2 separate regions of the Homo sapiens genome follow, and region 2 is linked to region 1. The links are chromatin loops, found by intact Hi-C in ENCODE. Cell type or tissue: body of pancreas. All regions are shown on one strand. Each heading gives the region's core, and the rest is flanking DNA. Links, peaks and the distances in the headings are about the cores only. Region 1 overlaps TRIM37 (tripartite motif containing 37). Region 2 overlaps PPM1E (protein phosphatase, Mg2+/Mn2+ dependent 1E).

Region 1 (4,398 bases), core at 214-4,213:
CTATACTATAGAATCTATTACTATAAATAGAAGGATGTACCTTTTAACTTTTTTATTTATTTATTTATTTATTTTTGAGACAGTCTCACTTGTCACCTAGGCTGGAGTGTGGTGGCGCAATCTTGGCTCACTGCAACCTCCACCTCCTGGGTTCAAGCGATTCTAGTGGCTTGGCCTCCTGAGTAGCTGGGATTACAGGCATATGCCATCATGCCCAGGTAATTTTTTTGTATTTTTAGTAGACATGGGGTTTCTCCATGTTGGCCAGGCTGGTCTCGAACTCCTGGCCTCAAGTAATCTGCACGACTTGGCCTCCCAAAGTGCTGGGATTACAGGCGTGAGCCATTGCACACAGCTTTTTTAACTTGATAGAAACAGGCCTGTAATCTTTGGGAGGCCAAGACAGGCAGATCACGAGGTCAGGAGATCAAGACCATCCTGGCTAACATGGTGAAACCCCGTCTCTACTAAAAAATACAAAAAAATTAGCCAGGCGTGGTGGCAGGCACCTGTAGTCCCAGCTACTCGGGAGGCTGAGGCTGGAGAATAGCATGAACCCAGGAGGCGGAGCTTGCAGTAAGCCGAGATAGAGCTACTGTACCCTAGCCTGGGTGACAGAGCAAGACTCTGTCTCAAAAAAAAGAAACACAAAAACAAAAAAGTACCTATTGAAACATACAGCAAACCTCAAATTTAATGAGAAAAAAACTAAAGGAATTCCTAAATAAAGTTGAAAAATTATAAAAATCCTACCACTGTTACTAAGAAACTGTTGAGGTACCTGCCTAGACAATGCAATACAAAAAGTAAGCAGAAAATGAATAAACAAATTATGATTATCTGCTGATGATATAAATACTTAGAAAATCAAAATAACTAATTGAAAAACTGTTAATAAAACAAATTCACCAGGCCAGGTGTGGTGGCTCACGCTTGTAATCCCAGCACTTTGGGAGGCCGAGGTGGGTGGATCACCTGAGGTCAGGAGTTCAAGACCAGCCTGACGAATATGATGAAACCCCGTCTCTACTAAAAATACAAAAACTAGCCGGGCGTGGTGGCATGTGCCTCTAATCCCAGCTACTTGGGAGGCTGACAAAGAAGAATCACTTGAACCCAGGAGGGGGAGGTTGCAGTGAGCCGAGATCGCCCCATCGCACTCCAGGCTGGGCAACAAGAGTGAAATTCCGTATCAAAAAAAAAAAAAAAAAAAAAAAAATTGCCACATTGGTTGAATACAGAATAAACATAAAAATCAATATTTTTGTCTTTTATGTCAGTAACAATTAGAAAATACTATCAGAGAAAAAGAGATTCCACTCACAACAGCTACCTAAGATATAATACATTGAGAAATGAATTTAACAAGACATATATAGAACTTATATGGAAAAAACTGAGAGTTCTAAAAAAGGATATGAATATAACAGATGACCTGAATAAATGGAGAGAAGTACCACATTCCTAGACATGAATGTTTGATGCTGAAAAGATCTCAATTGCCCAAATTAGTCTCTCTTTTTTTAAGAGAGAGAGAGAGACTGTTGCCCAGATTGGAGTGCAGTGGCACGATCACGGCTCACTGCACCTCAAATTCCTGACCTCAAGTAATCCTCCCACCTCAGCCTCCCAAGTAGCTGGGGTTACAGGTACATACCACCATGACTGGCTTATCAAAAAAATTTATTTTTGTAGAGATTAAGGTCTTGCCATATGATGTTGAACTCCTGGGCTCAAGAAGCCATCCTCCCTCATCAGCATCCCAAAATGCTGGGATTAACAGGCAGGAGCCATGGTGCCCAGCACCCCTAAACTAGTCTTTAAATGTAAAGCAATTCCAGTCAAAATACTTTGGAGGAGGATTAAAAGTGCAAGAACCACCAATAACATTTTGAAAACCAAGAACAGAATAAACATATCCTATCATAGTATTACAAACTATAAAACTACAGTAGTTAAAAAAAGTGTTAGTCTGGTAGAGGACATGACAAATACTGGGTTAAACAATACCAAATTGCGTTTTTGTATGTCCAAAACTTGAGTACTGGCAATTTCAGTTGTTTCGACCTCTATGAGTTCAAAAACAGAACCATGTTTGGGAATCTGGTCTATAATAAAGGATGGATTTCATATTGCATCATATTTCAAAAAACATGTTTCATTCATTTGGGGAAAAACATCATTCCATTTACCTCACACAGCATCATATAAAATTAACTTTATATGAATTAATGACCTATATGTAAAAAAGTTAGAAAACAAAAAGTACCAGAAGAAATTAAGGGTTATTTTTATTAACCTGGGAGTTAAAAAGCCTTCCAAATAAAAATAAGACCCATGAATATTATTGCCATGAATATTATTATTAATTATAATATTATTAATATTCATGTCATGAATGTTAATTATATTATTAATATTCATGGATGAATATTATTAATACAGTTGTCTAAGATAAAATTTTAAAACTCTGTGATTAGCAGGAAAAAAAGGTGGCAATGGGGAAGAGACAGTTGTCCCTTGGTATATGTGGGGGTTGGTTCCAGGACCCCTGCGTATACTAAAATCCTCGACTGAAGTCCCACCGTAAGACCTGCAGAACCCACCTATACGAAAGTTGGCCCTCCTATATGCAGGTTTGGCATCACCCGAATACTGTATTTTCAATCTTTCTCTGGTTGAAAAAAATTCGAATATTAAGTGGACCTGTACAGTACAACAAGCCTGTGCTGTTCAAGGGTCAACTGTATCTGCAAAATATGTAACAAAGGCTTTTTGAGAAAGTCCACCCAAAAAGCTGTACTTTTGGTTTTAATATACCATTTGGTTTAATATACCATTTCCTTGAATAGCAGGTGAGGCCGAATATCTTTTCATATTTTTATTGTACATCTGTATTTCTTATGTTAATGGCCTATTCATAACCTTTATTCATTCTACTAAATTGTCTTCCTTATATTAAGAGAATTCTATATATTTTGCTATTATCTCCTCACCAACCCATCTTTATTGGATTATTCACATCACTATCAAACATTAATACAGCCAATTTTAATAAACAACACACACAAAGAGAACCCAGAAACAAACCCTCGTCTATATGGTCAAATGATTTCAACAATGGTGCTAAAACCATTCAATGAGGAAAGAAAAGTCTTTTCAACAAATAGTGCTGGGAAAACTGGATATCCATGGGCAAGCAAGTCAGACCCTTCCCTGACACCATAAACAAAATTTAATTCTTAATGGATGAAAGACTAAAAGTAAGACTAAAAGCAAGAACTAAAACTCTTGGAAGAAAACAGGAGAAAGCTTCATGACACTGGATTAGGCAATGTTTTCTTGGCTATGACACCAAAAGCACAGGGAACAAAAGGAAAAACACATAAAATGGGCTTCTTCAAATTAAAAACTTCAAATGTTAAATGACACAATCCACAGAGGGAAAAGGCAACCCACACACTGGGAGAAAACATCTGCAAATCATATATGTGATAAAAGATAAATATTTAAAATATATACAGAACTCCTAAAAGTCAACTACAAATAAACAACCCAACCCAATTTTAAAATGGATTTAATTCACAGATGAAAGACATTGGAGAGGACACAAAAAAGGACACCCCTGCCAACAAGAAACTATTGACCCCGCACCTCCTCCAGCTTCTACCCACTTCATTGTGAAACTTCTTTTAAAGAAGTTGTGCATTTGTGCTCTGGTCCCTGACCTCATTCACTCTTCTGCTACACTACTCCATGGGAATAGTTCTTAAAAAGGCCACTTGGCCTCTTGCCTTGACACTTCTCAGTGATACTTAACACACTTAACACAGGGGTAACCACTCTACTTCTTGAGATGCATTATTTTTGATTTTTGAGATATTATCCCTTCTAGTTTTTCTCCTACCTTAATGATTGCTCTTTCAATTTCCTTTGCTGGCCTCTCCTATTTATCAGATCTTTAAATGTTTAAGTGCCACAGAGTCAAAAATTTTGCTTCTCCATTGAAACTCCCTCCAAACTTGACCCTATTCAGTCTTCTGGATTTAAATAATATAAAATACTATTGACTCCCAACTGTTTATATCCAGCATTGACCTCTCTCTGAGTTTCAAAGTTGTGTACCATTCACGTGTCTATGACATTTTACTAGGATATCTAGCAGGTGTCTCAAATTAAACATGTTTAAAAAAGAATACCCAACTTTCTGCCCTTACCTCCTCCCAAGCCCCATAACCTGCTTCTTATCTGATTTGCTTCTCAATAAATGATACCACTGCCTATTAAGTTGCTTAGGCCAAAACTTAATCATAATTCTTAGTTTCTTTCTAAATAGAACTTTCCTAAAATTCTATTTAGGCTTTTTCAACTATGGTTCTGAGAAAGAACTCAGCCCTG
Region 2 (4,398 bases), core at 209-4,208, 65 kb before region 1:
TTGTGTTTATCCATACATCAGAGTAGGAAATGAGCATACTGAATAAGACCTGCTGTCACTGGCTTAAAGTCCTCACTGAAGTGCCTTTTGTCTCTCCTCTTGGTTGTTTCCAAAAACAGTCTTAAAAAAAAAAATCCTTAAATTTCTTTTCATGTTTACATTATCCCTAACAGAATGTTTGCTAAGTGACCTTGGATATCTCACTTGGTACACATTTAGTTTGGTAGATACAACTTTTGTCCAGACAACCTAAAACCAATTTGAGGGCCAGCTGTTGGTGACTCATGCCTGTAATGCCAGTGCTTTGGGAGGCCAAGGCAGGAGGATCACTTGAGGCCAGGAGTTTGAGACCAGCCTGGGCAATATAGTGAGGCACTGTTTCTACAAAAAATTTAAAAATTAGCTGGGCATGGTGGCATGCACCCGTAGCCCCAGCCACTTGGGAGGCTGAGGTAGGAGAATCACTTGAGCCCAGGAGTTCAAGGTTACAGTGAGCTGTGTACTACAACCCGGTCAACAGAGCGAGACCCTGTCTCAAACAATGACAACAACAACCCAAAAAACCAATTTGAAATATCACAGTGTAAAAATTATTATTTTTATTTTTATTTTTATTTATTTTTTTTTTTAGAGAGAGAAAGGGTCTCCCTCTGTTACCCAGGCTGGAGGGCTGTGGGATGATCACAGTTCACTGAAGCCTCTACCTCCTAGGCTCAAGCAATCCTCACACCTCAGCCTCATGAGTAGCTGGGACTACAGGCATGCATCACCATGCTCGGCTAATGTTTGTATTTTTTGTAGAGACAGGGTCTCGCTATGTTGCCTAGGCTGGTCTTGAACTCCTGGGCTCAAGTGATCCTCCTGCCTTGGCCTCCTAAAAGTGCTGGGTTTATGGTCGTGAGCCACTAAGCCCAGCCTACTGTAAAAATTAAAAACAAGAAGGGAAAATGATCACTAATACAGAGGAAATTTAAAAATAATAAAAAGTTTTTGTAAATAAATTTGAAAACCTGGATGTCTTCTAGAAAAAAAAAATAAATTAACAAAGTTTACCTAAGAAGAAAGAGATTGAGAAAATTATCGAGGGACAGTCCTCACAAAAGGCCATGGAGTAGGTGACTCTACAAGTGAGGTGAACATTTTCAAATGCAAAGGCAGATAATTCCAATGGTTTTTTTTTTATTATATAGTTATTTATTTATTATTTTTTGAGCAGAGTCTCGCTCTTCCTTCAAGAATCTTCCTCCCAAAATGCTGGGATTACAGGCATGAGCCACTGTGCCCAGCCCCAATCCCTTTTAAAATGAATGCTCCAACTGCACGGAAAAAGAAGGAAAATTTGCATAACATAACACTGATACCAGAACCTACCCAAGACTAAAAAAGGAAATGAGAGACGAGTCTTAGTTGTCAACATAAAAAAATCTTAAGTAGGCCTGGTGTGGTGGCTACGTCTGTAATCCCAGCACTTTGGGAGGCCGAGGCAGGCAGATCACCTGAGGTTGGGAGTTCGAGACCAGCCTGGCCAACATAGTGAAACCCCATCTCTACTAAAAATACAAAAATTAGCCGGGTGTGGTGGCGTACACCTGTAGTCCCAGCTACTTGGGAGGCTGAGGCAGGAGAATCACTTGAACCTAGGAGGCGGAGGTTGCAGTGAGCCGAGATTGCGCCATTGCACCCCAGCCTGGGCAACAAGAGTGAGACTCCGTCTCAAAAAAAAAAAAAAAAAAAACGACTCATGCCTGTAATCCCAGCACTTTGGGAGGCTGAGGCGGGCGGATACCGAGGTCAGGAGATCGAGACCATCCTGGCTAACACGGTGAAACCCCGTCTCTACTAAAAATACAAAAAATTAGCTGGGCATGGTGGCGGGCGCCTGTAGTCCCAGCTACTCAGGAGGCTGAGACAGGAGAATGGAGTGAACCTGGGAGGTGGAGCTTGCAGTGAGCTGAGATCACGCCACTGTACTCTAGCCTGGGTGACAGAGTGAGACTCTGTCTCAAAAAAAAAAAAAAGGCCTTGACCTCCCAAAGTGCTGGGATTACAGGCGTGAGCCACTGCACCCAGCCTAAAAAAAAAAAAAAAAAATCTTAAGTAAAATATTTGTATATTGAGTACAGCAGTTAATTCATTCACTGAATATTTTATTGAGGGCCTACTATATATGCTACTATATATGTATAATACTAGGGAAACAGCAGTGAACAAAACTTCAAGAACAAAATATTGGGAAGTCTATAGCACAACTTTTATATTAATGGGGGAAAATAAAAATAAACAGTAATCTCTAAAGAAGCCAAAAGAAACATTTGATAAAATTTAATATCATTCCTAAATTTTAAAATATTCTTTATAAAGTAGGCCTAGATGGATATATCTTGGACGTCACATTTATGCTTAATGTATATTCTGGAATTTGTCAGTTGTACATGATTACAAACACAGCTTTAGTTGTCTTCAGCAAAACAGAATGTATTGACTACCTTCCAGGATAAGGGATACACAGGTAGATTCAAGGCATCAAGTGATCTCAACAGAACCTGGCATTTCTCCAGCTCTCAGCTGTACTTTCTTTCACTTTGATTTTGTTTTCAGGCTCCATGAGGTGGCAGTATGACTTGCTAGGAACCCAGGTCTTCATCTCTCCAAACTCAAGTTGAGCAGGAAAACAAGAGTAGATTTTCTCAGTTGTTTTTACAGAAGCCACAGGATTTACTCTAATTGGTCCAACTTGGATGGTTTCCCATTCCTGAACTAATCACTTTTGGCCAAAGGAATGGGGTTGTCTAACTGGCTAAACCTGAATCACAGGGTTTCAGAGTAAAGAAAGAAGGAAATGTTATTGGAAGAAAAAGCAATGTTTGCTAGTTTTAAATAACAATTAAAGCAAAGTTCTGGCCAGCACGGTGGCTCATGCCTGTAATCCCAGCACTTTGGGAGGCCAAGGAGGGTACATCACTTGAGGTCAGGAGCTCGAGACCAGTCTGGCCAACATGGTGAAATTCCGTCTCTACTAAAAATACAAAAATTAGCTTGATGTGGTGGTGGACGCCTGTAATCCCAGCTACTCGGGAGGCTGAGGCAGGAGAATTGAGGAGGCGGAGGTTCCAGTGAGCTGAGATCACGCCACTGCACTCCAACCTGGACTACAGAGCAAGACTCTGTCTCAAAAAAAAAAAAAAAAGAAAAATAATTATAATAAAGCAAAGTCTGATTAAAAATGGCAAATAAATAACCAGGAATAAAGTGATTAAGAAATATGAAGGACTTATTAAAACTCTATTGAGCAACATAAAAAGGATTTAAATTTAAAAAACAATATAATTTTTTCCTGGAAAAGACTCAATATGAAACGATATATATTTTTTCCAAATCTATAAATTTAATGTGATCCCAAACACAATAGCAACAGGTTTTTCTGCCCAAACTTGTCAAAATGTTTAGAAAGTTCATCTGGAAAAATAAACATAAAACTACCCAAGTGACATCCTTTAAAATTAAGAGTAATAGGTAGGAAAACTAGACCTCCCGATATTAAAACATTTTAAAGTTATGGTAACTTAAAGAGAATGGTAGCATTATAGAAATAGATGCTGAGATGAGTGAAGCAGAACACAATCAAGAAGCATATAAATGTTTAATATTTTAATGGTTATTTAATTTATATAACAGTTTACATATTTATTTTTTCAACAAGCATCTAATGTAGACCCTGCTATCTGCTAGGTACTATACTATGGCTTGTCAAGGGCAATTAAGACAGTCTGTATCTGCAGTCTAATTTGGAGATGAAGAACATGGACTTTTGAGTCAGACAGACCTAGGATTGAGAATGATGTTACCTATTTGTGAAATGTTCTAGAGGCATAGAATGTAGCAAATACTCAGTAAATGTTATTTATTATTACCAAAAGTGGTTAAGAGCTTTAATAGACAGCGTGAACAAAGTATAATGGGAACACAGGGGAAGGAGCAACTGGGAGTGGTATGAACAGATCTAGTGATTTACCAATGTTAGAGGAAACTGATATTACTTCCTCTAACCAAGTTAATCTGTCTATACCAGCTCTGTCCAATAGACAGTGCAATGATGGAAATGCTCCCTACCTGTGTTGCCCTATGTGGGAGCCACTAGCCACATGTGGTTATCGAGCAATTGAAATAGAGCTAATGTGACCGAAAAACTGAATTTTAAATTTTATTTAATTTTAACTTACTTTTTTAGAGATGGGGTCTTGCTATGTTGGCCAGGCTGGAGTGCAGTGGCTATTCACAGGAGCTATCATATCATACTATAGCCTCAAACTCCTGGGCTCAAGCAATTCTCCCACCTCAGCCTCCCAAGTAGCTGGAGCTGTTGGCACATTGGGACCACTGCACCCTACTGATTAATTT

What was found. Peaks named below come from ENCODE experiments on the same cell type or tissue, not always from the same donor. Only the 100,000 strongest peaks of a DNase experiment are listed, where the experiment ranks them.
Region 2: it touches region 1 in a loop (5-fold over the local background); 1 of 110 quality-filtered maps calls a loop at or near these places.

What each region holds. Positions count from the first base shown.
Region 1 is chr17:59,023,021-59,027,418 of GRCh38, forward strand. All of the region lies in intron 19 of TRIM37 (tripartite motif containing 37), which reads right to left. Among named protein-coding and RNA genes, the nearest start is that of TRIM37, 82 kb to the right of the region's middle. In body of pancreas, for the core only: no CTCF peak of the experiment used is centred there; no DNase peak of the experiment used is centred there.
Region 2 is chr17:58,957,595-58,961,992 of GRCh38, forward strand. All of the region lies in intron 2 of PPM1E (protein phosphatase, Mg2+/Mn2+ dependent 1E), which reads left to right. Among named protein-coding and RNA genes, the nearest start is that of TRIM37, 150 kb to the right of the region's middle. In body of pancreas, for the core only: a CTCF peak has its summit at 2,624; no DNase peak of the experiment used is centred there; H3K27ac peaks cover 350 bases.